Regions from separate parts of the Mus musculus genome. Here region 1 is linked to region 2. The links are chromatin loops, found by intact Hi-C in ENCODE. Cell type or tissue: heart. All regions are shown on one strand. Links, peaks and the distances in the headings refer to the core of each region. The heading gives the core; the rest is flanking DNA. Region 1 overlaps Klhl13 (kelch-like 13). Region 2 has its middle 140 kb from the start of Wdr44.

Evidence for each region. Hi-C counts contacts between places; a loop is a spot of excess contacts. Peaks named below come from ENCODE experiments on the same cell type or tissue, not always from the same donor. Only the 100,000 strongest peaks of a DNase experiment are listed, where the experiment ranks them.
Region 1: it touches region 2 in a loop (4-fold over the local background); 5 of 42 quality-filtered maps call a loop at or near these places.

Annotation. Positions count from the first base shown.
Region 1 is chrX:23,355,116-23,364,314 of GRCm38, reverse strand. Klhl13 (kelch-like 13) reads left to right here. Exons shown (of 10, transcript NM_001381892.1): 2 at 2,731-2,821. Among named protein-coding and RNA genes, the nearest start is that of Klhl13, 5.3 kb to the left of the region's middle. In heart, for the core only: a CTCF peak has its summit at 3,972; no DNase peak of the experiment used is centred there; H3K4me3 peaks cover 313 bases.
Region 2 is chrX:23,552,704-23,561,902 of GRCm38, reverse strand. No RefSeq gene overlaps it. Among named protein-coding and RNA genes, the nearest start is that of Wdr44, 140 kb to the left of the region's middle. In heart, for the core only: no CTCF peak of the experiment used is centred there; a DNase peak (open chromatin) is centred at 5,462.

The DNA of each region.
Region 1 (9,199 bases), core at 688-8,687, 200 kb after region 2:
CTGAATTTCTGGACTTTTTTTTTTTTTTAAATCACAGTTGAAGAATGGTTTTCTTGGAGACTTACAGGGTTTAACCCTATCATTTACAGAAGAAAAAGACTGAACAATTTCTTTATTAAATACCATTTAATAAGCATCTGTTGAGGGATTTTAAGATTTCTTTCTAGGTTTTAATAGCCTAGTCTAAAAGCCAGTCACTTAAAATGCGTGTATGTATGGCTGTTTGCAGTATTCTTTTTCAGTCCTAACGTCCTGGCAGTGGAACAGGCTGGACTGAAGGAGGTCTAGTGGGGTTTGAAAACCTGGCTTCATTTCTCTATCTATAAATTAGGGTGTTCATCATTTAAACATACTTAAAGGATGACCTTAGATTTTTGGAGCAAGCCACCCAACTTAGTTTCTAGGCTGGTTACTAAGCACACTGAGTGGGAACTGAGAGGCCTTGGGGTTTAAAACTACCTCTGTTTGGTAGGGTACCTGCCTTTTAAACAGAAGCCACAGTTTCTTATAGTACATTTTAGAACCTCATAATTCTTTAGAAAACAAACCAAACCAAGCCCACTAGTTTTCGCCGTTTCACTTTCTTGCCCATGCAGTTGCCATGTTAGTTCCTGCACTGGGCTTCATTCGCTCATTTCCACGCTGTAATTAGTGTGAGGAAAATTGAATGGAGAAGCTGAAAGTGGCGGCAGATACCAGTGAATGAGCACATGCTGACGTATGCAGCTGTGTTTTTAGAAATAGGCTTTATCTATTGCTCAAAGTTGAAAGCTGAGAAAAATGAGTTAAAACAGTTATGACATCATTTTATATCTAAAAATATTAGCTCCTTTAACCACAAGTCCTTATACTTAACAGTGATAGATTTGTTTGCTTAATGCGTGGCCAGGTGCTGCCTTTGACACAACAGTTCCTTAATTGGCAGCAGTCTGGGAAGCAATTACATTGAGAATAAAGATGGTGACTACATTTCACTCTCCTGGTAGCAATTTTAAGGTCTGGTAGTGTGGCAATGGGAAGAGTTTCTGCTGCAATATTAAATTATACATTTGTAAATAGACAAGACCTTCAAATGCTCGGTATTTTTAAGCTGCCATTTTTATAAGCAAATTTTAAACTGTGTGGTGTGGTTCTATAGGTTTTAGTCAATGTTTTGAAGAAAGTAGTTTTCATAAGAACAGTAAAGAATATCAATTATTTTAGTTAGGTAACTTGCCCCTGATACTTCCTTTTCCAATGAATTTCTAGAGTTCACTTTAGTTCTATCTTTTTTTTTAAAAAAGGAAGATGGGCAGTGGTGGTGGTGGCCTGCTTTTAATCCCCAACACTCAGGAGGTGGACGCAGGCAGATCTCCAGGAGTTCAAGGCCACCCTGTGCTACAGATCGAGTTCCAGGACAGCTACAGCTACACAGAGAAACCCTGCCCCTCACCAAAACCCAAAAACAAACAAAAAAGATAGATGATAGGGAAAGTAGTAGACCCACCATTTTTATTTTGGGGCAACCTATTTTTGAGACATGTATGCTATTTGCTTTCCTTTTAAGATTATTATTATTAAGCCTGAGCTAACATTGCCACTGATCTGACTTTATACCAAAAAGCTATTTATTTTTTGCCTGGAAGATTTAAAAAAAAAAAAAAAGTAAGTTAGCCATAAGCATTTTTCTCTGCATTTTCAACATTTGAAAATTATGGATTATGTGATACACTTAGAGATTTGATACCATACTGAATATTTCTTTTTCATTAAAAAATTATAAATGGGGCTCACACAGCCCATGCTGGCCTCAGATTTGGTATGTAGCTGATGGAGGATAACCTTGAAGACATGATTCTCTGATCTTAGTGCTTGGGTCACACCACAGAGCCAGCTCAGAAGGATGGTACTAAATCTTACTTCATTGTCTGCTCGTATTTCTGCTTTCTTTTATGTTCATTAATTTGATTTGCAGTCCTGAAATGAGATTAACGTAAATATTCAAATTGTTTGGTTTGTGATATTCAATATATTATTAAAATCTTTTCAGCATCTTGTTTTTGGTGTAATTCTCTTGTTTATTTCTCTAAAATGATAACAACTCGGTAGAAATCATATTTAAAAAACCCATAAAAACCGTGTAAAAAAAAAAACAACAGCCTAGAGTAAACTTTTCAAAAGTAGAGAAAATGGTTTTCTCAGAGTTACAGATATTTATAGTAAGGAGGTTATTAAGTATTACCAAATAAGTTAATATTTCTTGGCATAAAATCTGTTGAAAGCCTCCCATCTTCCAAGGCTCTGTATATTATTAGCCACAGTATAAAACCTTGTAAGTCAGTATTCATATAGAGTGTAAAAAGAACAATAAAGAAAATACACAGAATATAGAAAACTCGAAAACACCTAGCTCCACACGGGTGGTGCATGGTGGTGAAGGTTTGTTGTTAACTTCTCTCTGGATTAAGAAATATCCAGAGAGTCCGTAAAACATTGCTTTGGGCGTGTCGGTGAAGAGTGTTCTAGAACAGTGTTTGAATCTGGGAGGAATAGGTAGGGAAGGCCTGCCCTCAGAGTGGGTGGTTACCGTCCAATTGGCTGCAGAGAACAGATAAAAGGCAGTGAAGAGCGCCACTTCATCCCTTTTGCTGCCTTGAGCTTTGGACCTAGGCTCCGCTCTTACCAGTGGCCCTTAGGCTCTTAGGCTTTTGGCCTTCCTTAAACTGAGAGCTTCACTCTTGGTTTCCCTAGTTCTGAGGCCTTCAGACTGGGACTGAGCTCCACCGCCAGCATCTCCGACAGCTTTCAGACTGCCGTGGGCCTTCTCTGTTGCCGCGACTCTGTAAGTCAATTAATTCCCTTCTGTATCTCCCCTTTTAGATGTACTCGAATCTCCTATTCTGTATCTCCCCTTTTAGATGGACTCGAATCTCCTATTCTGTATCTCTCTCTGGAAGACTGGCAACTATATAACTTATTGAAGGGGTGATGTTGGAGCACAGCCTAAAAGAAAGAGGGAGAATGCGTATCTATACGTTTTTTTTTTTTTTTTTTTTTTTTTTAATTCTGGGAACACACCTGGCCTGGCCACATGGGCCTTTATCTATAATCTCCACACTCTGGAGACAGGGCGTCGGATCGCCGCGAGTTTGAAGCCAGCCTAGTCTACCTAGTTCCAGGCAACCAGAGCTCAACCAGAGCTACACAGTAACTTAAAAAAAAAAAAAAGTCTGGGAACACATTCTCCATCGAACATTCAGGCATAGGGTTCATGAAGAACAGAAAGCTGGTGGTCTGAGAGGTCTCAGAAAGTATTAGAGATAATAGATACATAGGATTTGGAAGTCCTCAGAAAGGATTTGAATTTGATGGTCGGAACAACCGGAAGCCATTAGGGAATTTGGAACTTAAAACATGTTTTACAGAGCATAAAATTGAATACCTGGCTCAGTTATTTACATTAATACCTAAGAATGAAAACTTTAAAAAAGTTTGTTAAATAGCTAAGTGATTCAGTTCTACTCTGTTTAGATTAGGGACTGGGGACATAGAAACTCTAGGGTGTGTTCAAAGCAGTCCAAGCAGCCCTAGCAGTCCCCTTGCCTCTGGCAAATTGTCCTTTGTGCTGCAAGGTAAGTTGTCAACAAGAGAGCTTTGCCAGACCTGGTGGCGGAGCCTAGAATTTCAGCCCTGCGGAGGCAGAGACAGGCAGATGTCTGTTCTAAGGCAGAGAGATGTTGTCTCAAGGCGAAACAAAAGCTCAAAAACCAGAAACCCCACCAACCACATTCCAATGGGCCATTGTGCTATTTTAAGAATTTGTTTGTCCAGGACTGAGCTGTTAGTTTCTTAGAAATATATTTATTTTGGAAGGCTGGAAATTTTATTTGTACACAAAGGAATTGTTTGGGCTTTTTAAAATATCATTTGGACTTTTAAGAGATATTTGTTATATCGTTTTAGCTGTTGCTAAAAAGTATTTCTTGTAAAATGACCTCTAGCGCCTCCTGTAGGTTCAAGTTCCAGTGAGCAAGCCCAGATTCTTCATGACTTGGCTCTCTAGATTTTTTTTTAACATTTTTATTCTTGTGATTTATAAAGAAAAGAAAAGGAAGCCAGGAATATGTTTGGTAGACGCACTGTATGGTGCAGAGGGGAAGGGTGTGCCTTTGCAGGCCCATTCTAAAGCATCCCTCTCCACCCCCCCCACCCCCCCAGGGACAAGCCACACGATGCATATAGTTATAGCATGGAGTAGAGTTTAGGGCATCAGGAGGGGAGTTGAGGGGTAGAGATAGAGAAAATCAGAAAAAGAGGAGAGGGAGGGAGAGAGAGAGAGAGAGAGAGAGAGAGAGAGAGAGAGAGAGGAGAGAGAGAAACCGCCATGAACATGTGGAGAGAGGGGGAGGGGAATGGGTTGAGAAAGGACAGAGATGGAGGTAGATAAGAAGGTAAGAGAGTAAGAGAGAGAGAAGAGGGCAAACAGCTCCTTTATACTGAGTTGCCAGGTAACTGTGGGGCAGAGCCTAGAAGAAATACTAACATTTATTATTCTCATATAGATTTATTTTGGTTTCCAGGGGGCTTTCCAATATGGGACTTCTATGTTTATAATCCATTTTTACAATTATTTTTCTCTGTCATTTCAAATCTTAGCACTGTTCAAGGAACACTTTAAATATCAGGTAAGTAGCAGTCATCAACTTGCCCTATTGAGTCATCATTAAACCTATTTGATACCTGAGCGTCTCTACACTTGCTGCTGCTGCTGCTTCTGTGAAAGTGACCTGGACCTCATCTGTTTGCCCATTGTGGTATCCCAAGCACCAAGCCCATGATTTATTCTTTCTGGTTACTTAAGAATGAATAATGCCTTGTAATGGATCTCCTCTTATATTTGCATACCATATCATTTAATATTGCTTTGCCTTTTACATATCTCTCTGGTATTCTAAAGCAGTGGAAGGGAGACTTTATTTATGAAGCATAATCTTTGAGAACATAAACACTGTAGCTAGGCAGCTTGGGTTCTAACTCTTTCTAGGACACTTAGTAGCTGGGGGCCCTGGAGTGAGGGAGTACCATAAATACACCTTGCTTCATCATTAAAATAAGGGAAACTAAACATACCCCTTTTGATATTTTAAAGCTTAAATAAATTGGCTAGACTCACGATTGATTTGAATATTTCAGATTTCCAAAGCTGTAAAAGTTGATAAAACTTTCATTTGATAAGTTAGGTGCTAAAATGCAAGTGGTAACAAAATATTACTTTTAAATAGTAAGGTCTTTCTTCTCCTTAGTGTTAGACTGCATATTTACTGTAGAATTAGTAATATGCTGAGGAAATAGTACTATAGACTCTAGTGGAATATTATATTTTATACAGTGATCCCGGTTATTACCTATCTGAAAGGCTGGACATTTCTGAATTGGGGTTCTATCTGGCACTGAGGTTTTTAGATAAGAGACTGTAGACCTTGTCTCCTCACAGTAAAGTGCTTAAAGCAGGGCTTTGCACATATTAATAGTAAGCGGTTGCTGTGAGTGGTGGTGATTAGGGAGGTAAATAAATTATTTCATCTTCTCAGCACCTTGCTCATAATGGTTACCATGTAAATTGTTACCATATAAATACATGCCGATCTACTCACGCAACTCTCAACAGAGAGGACTGTCTCTCTGCCCCTTAGACCAGAAGAAAGCAGATTTAGCAGGGTTACACAATTGAAATTAGCCAAAACCCTGCTCTGTCAGTACTGGGACTTGGTACTTTGTGCTCAATCGTCTAGGACCATGTTTATAGAGTATTTTTGTGTTTCTTTTGTTATTTAAATATCCCATAGATTTTTAAAACAAGGGAGTCTTGTTTGGGTGATCAGAATTCAGTTAAGATGTATTTATTCTCATTATATACTCATTTTTGCAATTTCTAAACATTTTTAAAATTCATAATATATATTAAGAACCTGTACTTAAAGCAGAAGAAAGGTACCAGACAATTGAAACATAATCTCTAGCCCAGAACTATGGCTACATAGGACCATGAGTGTTCAATATAATTCTTGATTTTTCTCTTTAATCTTTAAATATTAAAAACATACACAAAAAGACCTAACTGACCTTAGTATCTACTATGTGAATCTTTATTTATCACAACCCTCTCTTAACTACCTAATATCTTTGCAGCCATTTCACTCTAACTTGACTTAATATGGGGCTCCCCCTTCTCTGAGGAAAAGGGAAAGCTATAATGGGGGGGGGATTTGTAAGGACAGTATTGAGAGGAGAGGGAGGTGATATGATTGAGATGTAAAATGAATAAAAATAAATTATTGGGAAAAAACTCAAGTGAAAAGCAGAAGAGAATTTGTTTCTTAATAGCCAAAATATGTGCTGATCAATATGATAGATAATTACTTATATGAAGTATCAAATAATTATAAAACATAACTAATGAAGACTGCATATTTTTATATATATTTTTAATTAGGTATTTTCCTCATTTACATTTCCAATGCTATCCCAAAAGTCCCCCATACCCTCCCCTCAACTCCCCTACCCACCCACTCCCACTTTTTGGCCCTGGAGTTCCCCTGTACTGGGGCATATAAAATTTGCAAGTCCAATGGGCCTCTATTTCCAGTGATGGCCGACTAGGCCATCTTTTGATACATATTCAGCTAGAGTCAAGAGCTCTGGGGTACTGGTTAGTTCATATTGTTGTTCCACCTATAGGGTTGCAGATCCCTTTAGCTCCTGGGTACTTTCTCTAGCTTCTCCATTGGGGGCCCTGTGATCCATCCAATAGCTGACTGTGAGCATCCAGTTATGTGTTTGACTGCATATTTTATTAAAGTTATATTAAAAAACTAGTTTTAAGGATCATCCTTATCTATATTTGACAATCATTAATGGCATATTTTATTAATCCTTTTACTTTTGGTGATGCTGTTTATAATTTTATGCCTCAGTGAATATTTTTCTGGAATGTTCTTTCAATTGAAATCCAGCCCTTAATTCAACTCATGTATATGAAGTGTATGCAATGTATCTCAGGCTTTCTTTCTTGCTTTATCTCTCTCTCTCTCTCTCTCTCTCTCTCTCTCTCTCTCTCTCTCTTTATTTATTCACTTTACATCTTGTTCACTGCCCTCTCCTGGTTACCTTCTCCTACAATCCTTCTATCATCCTCCCACCCCTTTTTCTCTGAGAAGGTGAGTATCCCTTCAACCCCCACCCCCAAGTATCCCCCCACCAGACCCTGGCACTTCATCTCTGAAAGGCTAGGTGCTTCCTTTCCCACTGTGGCCAGACAAGGCAGCCCAGCTAGAAGAACATATCTCATAGACTGGAAACAGCTTTTGGGATAGCGCCTGCTCTAGTTGTTTGGGAGCAACATGAAGACCAAGCTGCACATCTGCTATACATGTGCAGGAAGGCCTAGGTCCAGCTCTTTGTATGTTCTTTGGTTGGTGGTTCAGTCTCTGAGAGCCCCAAGGGTCCAGGTTAGTTGAATCTGTAGGTCTTCCTGTGGAGTTCCTATGACCTTAAGGCCCACATTCCTTCCTCCTATTCTTCCATAGGTCCTCAAGCTCCACCTACTGTTTGGCTGTGGGTGTCTGTATCTGTCTGAGTCAGCTGCTGGGAGGAGCCTCTCAGAGGACAGCCATACTAGGCTCCTGTCTGCAAGCATAATAGATTATCATTAATAGCGTCAGAAATTTCTGCTTGCACATGGAATGGGTCAGTTATTGGTTGGGACAGTTATTGGTTGTCTGTCCCCTCAGCCTCTGCTCTATTCCCAATCACTACATTTCTTGTAGACACGATAAGTTTGGGGTTGAAAGTTTTGTGGGTGGGTTGGGATTCCTGCCTGGCCACAGGAGACAACCTCTCCAGGCTCCATATCTCCAGTGTTGTGAGTCACAGCTAAGGTCACCCCCATTGATTCTTAGGCTCCTCCCTTATCCCAGGACTCTGTCTTGTCCTGGAGACGCCTTCTACTCTCACCCCCCATCACTTGCAGATTTCCATTCATTCTCATTTCCATCTGGCCATGTCTCCTGTCCCTCCCCACATCTGATTCTGAACCACCCATTCCCCTTCCTATCTCCTCTCCCACCCAGTTCCTTCCCTCTCTGCCTCTTCTGACTGTTTTATTCCTCCTTCTAAGTGAGATTCAAGCATCCTTGCTTGTACCTTCCTTCATGTTTAGCTTCTTTGTATCTGTGGAGTGTAGCATGGGTATCCTGTATTTTATGCTTAATATTAACTTATAAGTGAGTCCATACCATGCATGTCCTTTTGGGACTGGGTTACCTCACTCAGGATGATATTCTCACATTCCATTCATTTGCCCACAAATTTCATATCTTTGTTTTTAATAACTGAATACCATTCTGTTGTGTAGATGTACCACATTTTCTTTTCTTTCTTTCTTTTTCTTTCTCTCTCTTTTTTTTTTTTTTTTTTTGGTTTTTTGAGACGCGGTTTCTCTGTATAGCCCTGGCTGTCCTGGAACTCACTCTGTAGACCAGGCTGGCCTCAAACTCAGAAATCCCCTGCCTCTGCCTCCCGAGTGCTAGATTAAAGGGGTATGCTACCACGCCCTGCTTGTACCACATTTTCTTTATGCATTCTTCAGTTGAGGGACATCTAGGTTGTTTCCAGTTTCTGGCTATTATGTCTAAGGCTGCTATGAACATAGTGGAGCAAGTGTCCTTGTGATATGGTGGAGTATCTTTTGGGTACATGGCCAGGAGTTCTATAACTTGAGATAGAACTATTCCCAGTTTTCTGAGAAACAATCTCAGGCATTATTCTAACTCAATAGTTCTCAACCTGTGGACCACAACCCTCTGGGGGATCACTTACCAGGTATCCTTCATATAAGATGTTTACATTATGATTCATAACAGTGGCCAGATTACAGTTGAAGTATCAGTGAAAATAATTTAATAGTTGGGAGTCATCACAATATGAGGAACTATATTAAAGAGTAGCAGCATCTCTTAGGAAGGTTGAGAGCCACTGCAGTCTGACCTAAACACACAGAATCTGTATTCATTGTTCTTTCCCATACTCTAGCGTTCTCAGACTAGAGGACAGAACAAACAGGGCATTGGAGAAGCCAAAAGAGGGCTTTGGAAGATTAGAAGAGGACATTGAATCCCTTGTAACTCCAGTTACAGGTGATTATGAGCTGCCACGTGTGTGC
Region 2 (9,199 bases), core at 790-8,789:
AAAAAAAAGAAGTGTGTCACTGTGAATGTGGGCTTTAAGACCCACATCATAGCTGCCTGGAAGCCAGTAGTCTGCTAGCAGCCTTCAGATAAAGATGTAGAATTCTCAGCTCCTCTTTCTTGATGGCTGCCTGGATGTGCCTATGCTCTCACCTTGATAATAATAGACTAAACCTCTGAACCTGTAAGCCAGCCCCAATTAAATGCCCTTATAAGAGTTGCCTTGGTCATGGTGTCTGCTCACAGCAGTAAAACCCTAAGACAGTCTGTTTCTGAGAAATGGCAGTTATGGTCTTGTAGGACCAGATTAAAGTTTTTCCCTTTTTCCAGAGCACTGAATTCCCAAAAGATAATAACAGAGATATAGGTTCATGATCAGAATTCCTGCAGTCTTTATATCCTGTCATGAAGTGATGATATACTCATGATATATATACCAGTCAAGAGTGCTTTTCAGTACTTCAGAGGGGATGGCTATATGTATGTGAGTGAGAATAAATAACTTTGGTAAGGAGTTCCGAGGAATATTCATCTGTGTTTCACTATACCACACCCAAGCCCTTAAAATCTTAGTATGTATAAATAAATGTACTTGTATGAGAAACCTCAGAAGTTTGTAATACTTTAGATTTGAAAGGCAGAGAAGAGAGAAGGCAAGGGTGAGATAGAGATAGAAGGAGGGAGATAGAGAAGTATACAGGCAAGTGAATACAATAATAGTTGTACTAAAAACTTTCTATGGATCAGCAAAGCTGCTTGTTCTTGTATTTGTATTCTTATAGTATGTTATTCCTAACAGCAAGACAAATTGAGTCTCATATTTATATTCAAACATACATGATGTCTGGGTCTGTATGTATATGTATATATATATATATGTAAATGTATATTTGTGTATATATACATATATATATACATATATGGGCATGCACAGGTGAACACACACACACACAGGTTTTCCCTTTCTGATGGAAAACACTAGATAGGCAGAGGCAAATGGATCTTTGTGAGTTTGAGGCCACCCTGGTTTATCTAATGAGTTCCAGGACACCCCAGGAGACAGTGCCTCAAAACCCAAGCCAAACAAACTTTATAGTTCTGTTATATTAGCGACTTTCTTATCTTGTTTGTTTCCCTAACTCTTCTAAAAGTATTAAGAATTGGATCTTGATCTGATAAACGAATGGAGAATGATGCTAGATTCATTCTTTTACCTTTCTCATGATAGTGACTTTGTGGATCCATTAGAAAAGAAAGAAGCTAGGACCTGTGCTTATTTTTCTGTTTATAGATGAGAAATGTCATGTCGTGTAATTGACTTTGTTTTGAAACAGAGACTTTTTAGGCCAACTTTGTTTCTCTGACCCAGTTTTCCCCTTTTCTGTCACTTGGCTTACATAAAATATGAAACTGGGAAGCAATCAGTTGGGGCCTCATGATGACTATGTCACTGATTTGGTATGTGATGTTGGCCAAGAGGCTTAACAGATGAGACACAGAAAAGTTAAATGGGGTTAGAAGAACTGTAAGTGCTGGTTTGGATCATTAAGACATTATTTAAGTCAATATTTTGCAAACAAAGAAAACCTCAAAGCCAAATCTGAATAAAAATACCCTTTTTTCTATTGTCTTCCTGTTTCTTCCTGTATATTGTCCTTTCTTTATATAGCTACCAAAAATGTCCAGAATAGAGAAGGTCTATTTTAAAAATGCATCTCATCTCTTTGGGTTTGGATTCCTGAAAACCCAGATGCATTTTTGGATATGTTTTGGGGTGTCTGGTAAGTGCAAATAGGAAGTTCTACTGGGGAATGGAAATAAATCTATTTTGAACACTTGGCTCATACAGATGAAGGCTGGATGTGTTGAGGGATATGCACCTAAACTCACTCTTGTCCTGGTTCATGGTATAAACTTGGGCATATTTTTTTGAGGTATAAGGAAAGTTTTGGTTACTATCCTCAGGTAGGCTTTGATCTTGTGATATCCCTGCCTAAGTTTCCTGAGCATCTGAGATTAGGAGCCTGTGTTACCAGGCTTAGGCTAGGAATAGGAAATTATATAGAAAATAGTTTTGAGGGCATAAATGGTAAGTTTGATTTGGGGCTTGTGAATATGAAGCTCTTGCATGTCATTAAGGGAGCTGTAGAAGGCTCTGGTATATAGACAGGTGGTAGGACTGAATTCAAACTTTCTCAGTTTCTACTCCACTGATGTCCAGTATAAATAAAATCCACAGAGTCTAGATATGGCTTCAGGAAGCTGACTTTTAGAAATATTATCCAATCTCTCTATGTTTAATCTTTCCTTTTATAGTATTCTAATTTTAACTTTAATATATATGTACATATGTATTAAAATATTTTATTCTTTAAGAATTTCACAATACCTTTAATTATTTTAATTATACCCACCCTCACTCTTCCCAGATCTTCCCTCCCACCCCCAATCACAACTTTATATCCTCTTTTAATTTTATAACCCATGGAGTTCAATTTGTGCTTTCTATGTACTCAACCTACTAAGGGCCACACTCTTAAGGAAAATTGACTCTTCCCTTCCTAGAAGCCATCAACTGACAATAACTACTCAGTTAGGAATGGGGATTCATGAGTCTCTCTTCACTCCATGATGCCAACAGGCTTGATTTTGTGCAGGTCTTACACAGGCAACCACAGAGAGTATGAGTTCATGAGTCAATTGATACTGCCCTGTTTGGAAGACATTGTTTAATTTTGGTCCTCCCTAACTTCTGGTTTATGCAATATTTCCAACTCCTTTTCCAGGATAGTCTATGAACCTTGAGGAGGGTTATGGTATAGGTGTCTCATCTATTACCTGAATACTCCACAGTCACTTATTTTCTCCACTTTAATCATTTGTGGATTTCTGCCACCATCCACTGCACAAAAGAGCCTTTCTCATGAAGTCTGACAGTACTAACCTAAAGGCAGAGAGATGTGAATTCAAAAAACAGTTTGATAGTACTCAGCAAAATAATAGTTGTAGGTCCACCCTGCAGGACCTGTGAGCGCCTCTGTCATGGGTCAGATTACACTACTAGAAATATGTTTACTTCCATGGAGTGGCCTGAAATCCAATAAGAAATCCTCTGATTACCTCTATAACATTTGTAACACTATTGTACTCATTGACTTATCTTGATAGCATTATAACTTAGGCTTTACTGGATAGAATTAGATTTTATAGGCTGACATTCAGGAATCTCATCTGAATCCATCTTTTCAATTTTGTTCATGGTGGATTTTGATATACTCTGCTTCTGAATATATGCCCAGGAGTGGTATATCTGGGTCCTCTGGTAGTGCTATGTCCTATTATCTGAGGAACTGACAGACTGATTTCCAGAGTGGTTGTACCAGCTTGCAATCCCACCAGAAAATAGTGGAGTGTTCCTCTTTCTCTACATCCTCAGCAGCATCTGCTGTCATCTGAGTTTTTGATCTTAGCCATTCTGACTGGTGTGAGATAGAATCTCAGGTTTGTTCTGATTTTCATTTTCCTGATGACTAAGGATATTGAACATTTCTTTAGGTGCTTCTCAGGCATTCAAGATTCCTCAGTTGAGAATTCTCTAGCTCTGTAGCTCATTTTTTAAAATTAGGTATTTATTTCATTTACATTTCCAATGCTATCCCAAAAGTCCCCCACACGCTCCCCCACCCACTCTCCCACCCACTCACTCCCACTTCTTGGCCCTGGTTGTTCCCCTGTACTGAGGCATATAAAGTTTGCATGACCAATGGGCCTCTCTTTCCACTGATGGCCAACTAGGCCATCTTCTGATACATATGCAGCTAGAGACACAAGCTCCAGAGGGTACTGGTTAGTTTATATTGTTGTTCCACCTATAGGGTTGCAGATCCCCCCAGCTCCTTGGGTACTTTCTCATTTTTAATGGGATTATTTGGTTTTTGGGAATCTAACATCTTGAATTCCTTGTATATTTTGGATATTAACCCTCTATCGGATGTAGAATTGTTAGCTCATTTCCCAATCTGTAGGTTGCTGTTTTTCCCTACTGGCAGTATCCTTTGCCTTAGAGAAGCTTTTCAGTTTCATGTGGTCTCATTTGTCAACTGTTGATCTTAGAGCCTGACCCATTGGTGTTCCATTCAGGAAATTTTCCCCTGTGTCAATGTGTTTGATGCTAGACAAAATATATTTGAAAGTTGGATAGATTTATAGGTTTTTTTTTTACTTTTATAATACTTAGTGTTATAGCATTTCCATATATCTCATTTTACCCACAATAACTTGGATTTTTGCCTGATAGTCTAACATTAGCATTATTATTTTAAACACTCAAAAGATCCCACTTTGTTTGGGATATAGCTCCGTATTGGCATACTCACTTAACGTGCACAGAGACTGGAGTTCTACAGAAAACAATAGGAAGAAAAGAAAACTAGTAAATGACACAATTAGCGTGAATATGTTTTATGGTCACTTTATACTGCATTCAATCAAGTAAGTAATTATGTAGGTGTATGAATGAGAAAAAGTAATTATGGTCACTCTATACGACATTCAATCAAGTCAGTAATTATGTAGGTGAATGAATGGATTAAAGACCAGTGAGTACATGAGCTTTCCCCAAATTTCAGTTTCAACTTAGAATGACAAAAGTTTTCAAAAGAAAACTTTTCAGCAAGCCAGAGGCTTGAAAAGACACAAACTGTGGGCAATGAATGCAGCTCAGGTACAGAGAAGGATGAAGTAATCAGGAAAGGAGATCCGAAACAGTCACCGAGGAAAGAGTAAAACCAAGGTAACAACACAGCACCCAGGGAATGTTAAGCAGCAAAGTGGTCAATAGTAGGTAAAGTACACTGAGACCAAGAAAGATGAGTTCTGAGACAAAGGCTGTGAATCTGCTCAGTACGAGATCCTTGCTGGCTGTAAAGACTGCAACTTTAATAGCTCATTATAGACTGGAGGGTAAAAGCTAGGTTGCAAGGGATTAGTAGGTGAGTTAATGCTAAGAAGCAAGGCAGGGAGATATTTGGCTTGTACAAGGGGGTTAGTAGGAGTGTTAATGCTAAGCAACTAGGCAGGGAAAAATTTGGCTCATGCAAGGTAGGTAAGAAATTCGGTGATGTCTGGATCAAAGCCAGAGAACCCTGAATATAGACTACAGAAAAAGAGGGACTAAAAATAACTGATGGAACAATTTCTCTCAAGAAGAGGGTTTGGGGGTAGGACTGAGTGTCCAAATAGAGGAGGTAGCCTTGGCAAGGAAATGTGACTTTCTTTGAGACAAAAGAGTTCTGGTAGAAAACAGGCAAAAGCTTTATGTGTTTTGAAGAAAGAAGTGAAACAGAGATGGGGGGGGGGAGGGGGGATGTTGCATGGCCAGAGTTTCTGTGGTGAAGTAGGTGGTGAGGTCATCTGTGAGAAGGAGGACAGCTGGGGCAGGACTAGGGGCTTGAGAACAGTGGTAACAGTTTGGATTTAGAACAACTGTTCTAAGAGATTCCCGAGGGAATCCACAAGAGGCCTGCCAAGCTGCAGTGCAAGCCCAGCTGAGGTTTAACTTCCCATCCAGCATGAGATAGTTATTTCCACAGACTCCATAGAAAATGTGTTTCCCAAATTTAGCATCTAAATATGTTTTTCTTCCACCAGGAAGAGAATAAAGGCAAGCAAATGCACCCCTCTCTTGCAAAAGACTGTGTCTGCTCCCTCGTCCATAGCCTTACAATAATATCCTTTGAAAGGAATGCTTCACACTGATTGTTTGTGGGAGGTTGAGAACATGGGCCTAAAACCAAGGATCTTCTGTTTTCAGAGCTACTCACGGACAAACCTTGAGCTGCTATGCATAGTTCAGAGGAAAAGCAAACACTGACATTTTTGTAAGACAGCATGTAAAGTTGCAAATAACCTCTGAGATAAAACCTGATTTAGCCAAGCAAAACCTTTAAGCTTACAAGCGGCCTGTTAAATCCATCAAAGACCAAATGTCAGGTGTTGCCCTTTAGAGTCCAAGTAAATGACCATAGTACTGGTGGCTTAAGAAGAGAAGAATTAAAAATCTCCCACAGACAGGCAATCTTTCCAAATGCTGTTTAATCATATATTCATAATTATCACAGTGTTCTTTGAGGAGGATAACATTTGGATGTAACTGCTTGGCTCAAGCATTAAACATTATTTTTTGAAAATAGAGTTCACTTCCTTTGTTTCAGTGGGGAATCAGAGTGGCATTGATCCAACAGCACAGCTGCCCTAGTACATATACAAGTGACTCTCATTCTTTTGATCTACCTCTTTAAAGATGGAAGATGCACACATGTGTTTATGTAAGGATATTTTCATGGGTTTATGTTGCTTGTCTTTTCCAATGGCACACATCTGAAGGTGAGCAGTAAAGCAGAATCTAATCTGAAGTCATAAATGCAGACGGTACCATAAGTACTTTCACTTAGATGTCTTTGAATGGTCCATAGTTCCAAGTTTCTGTTTATATAGTTAAAGGAGGATTTATTAAACATTACCTACATTAAATTATGAGTAGCCATCTCCTTTGGAAGCAATGAATTTGCATATGTACCATTTTCTTTAACCTTAATTGTGCCAGTTCAGAAGCAGTATAAAAGGAGGGGGAAAGCCGATTATTTGGGAACAGTACTTAATCTCAAAGCAGAATGAATATAGCTCCTGCTATTCAACCTGAAAGAGCTTGTTTCACTAACTCTTCCATACGATTCTAATTAGCAGATACAGGCATAGGAATCACCCTTCTCTCCTGCAGAACCAGAAAATTTTAAATGCTCTAATATTAAGAATTATTGTTATTATCAGCAAACATTTATTAGGTGCCAAGGGTGCTTAAATTCTCTTTCTGAGTTATTTGATCTTCACACTAGCTTTGTGCTGAATTTTTGTGTGCTTTTTTTGTTTGTAATTTATATGAGATACTTGAGTATCATAGCATTTGTTAAGGGGCTTCCTATGATTTCACCATTTAGGTTAGGACCTAAATCCAGGTTTTCTAATTCAGTTAATATTTTCAGCAGTCAATGGAGGAACACATTTTAAAATTTGGCTTCTCTCAAACTAGACTCTGAAGGCCTGCCTCATACTCTGGGGCTGGTTTGTGAGGAAGTATATAACTTCTCTCGACAATGAAATATTCACTTTTGCTTCCTGTATCTAGTTAGTTCTCTTCTCATTTTCTAAATATTCACTGACAGATTTGTCTTTCTTTAACTATTACTTCTTCATTTCTGAGTTCTCAGAGAGGTACAAAAGGACAAGGTTATAGTCTAAAATAATCAAAGCAGTTTACTCTAATAGCCTCTAAATTCTGAAAGAGTTCTGATTTAACCAGCTAGTAATTATAGACTTAGCTATGCCCTGGGCTTAATCGCAGCTGCTGAAGCATAACTTCCTACCACATAAGCCTGATCAAAGATAATTAGAGGAGAGTACAGGTGGCAAGTATGTACCCTGGGTGAAGAATTATAGCTACCTTCAACCACACAGTGCCCAGAAAAATTACAGGCTGGTATGCTTTGGGGCCATCCTTGCAAGGACCTCCCCTTCCCCCCTAACCTCTGGCTGCTGACTGATCCTGCCTCATTTTCTTGAGGATCATTTGGTCAACATAACTCCCATATTTTTAATTATAAATCCACCATTATCTATATAGTAGAGTGGTTAGGCTAAGCCAATAGGCAGAGGTGGAAAAGGTATATAATCTTATTTTCCTACCAGCTTGGTCTTTACTCACAGTGGCCTATAGAATATTTTTAATACATGATGCATTGTATGTGTCCCCCTGGCTATTTGTACTGGGGCAGAAGATATATCCATATGATTGTTCATTATATGCTCTTACACTATGGTATGTGCCCATGCAGGCTATTATGCTTCCAGCTATATGCAGCCGTTTAGTAGCATAACATCCTAATAGTTTTTCACTGGAATGTGGACCAAATTCAATCCTGTTGAAGAGGGGGAAAAAAAGCTTTGCTGAAGGCATGAATTTTGATACTAGTTCCATGAGTTCCCTAAGCCTACAAGTGATTGGTATACATAGGCATTCAGAGGATGTGAGACCAAGAATAACAAACTAGCCTAGTACCCAGAGTCACATTACTACCTGCAATTTTTAGAAAATTAACAAATGTGGAGCCAAGTCACCTAAACAAAAGAGCCAACTTGGAAGATTCTCTGTGGAAAAACAAAACAAAACAAAACAAACAAACAAACAAAAAGCAAAACCAGTCACACTTCTGAAGCATACATTAGGTTGTCAAGCTATTGAAACACAGAAGTCAAGTACTCTAAATCTCTTTCATCTGATTTCTCATTCATCCACTATCAACTGGTTAATTTTCTTCTACTGTAGGCATCAGATGAAAAGGACAGCCCTAGTTCAACCCCATTCTATTCACTACCCATGTATTTCAACTTTATCCCATTCACTACCTATGTATTTCAACCTGATCTCATTAGCTACCTATTTAACTCTAATTTATACTGACATAAAACCCAGACAAAATGCAAAGACTAAAGGGGGCATTTCATTTCTAATAATCACAATTGCCTCGAAAGAAAATTGTCTAACTTTTGGATCCTCACAAATACTCAGACAACACAAATACTAGTTAAGTGCATGCATCTTGATTATGATTTAGTACTCACAATCCAAGGAAACATTAGGAGTCCAGGTCTTTTACCTGTACCCACAATAGAGAATGTAACTGTATGTGCTCAAAAATGGTTATGAGAGAAAATGTTTTTCTTTTATCAGATTATGTGCTGAAGTGAAGAATTGTTATTTGATGCATGTGTATCAGCCATATTTATTTTGTAAGAAGCATTGCTCACTTAGAAAACTGTCATTTGGTTCCAGTTGCCTCTGTTCCTAGATAAGATCTGTATTTGTTGGACAGATAGACTCTATCTTTATAAAAAATTAACAGAGTTTAAATAATATATGTAATTAAAATTTTCACATTTATTTATTTTATTTTTGTGGATGGGTAGTGAGGCACATGTGTGGAAGACAGAGGACAACTTGTGGGAATTGATTCTCTCCCTATACCATGTGTTTCTGAAGCTCAAATGATGTCATGAGGCTTGTCTGCAAGTGCCTTTACAAAGTTGAGTCATCTCACTGGTTCTAGTTTATATCTATTTCTATATGGAGAGAGAAGGAGAGAAAA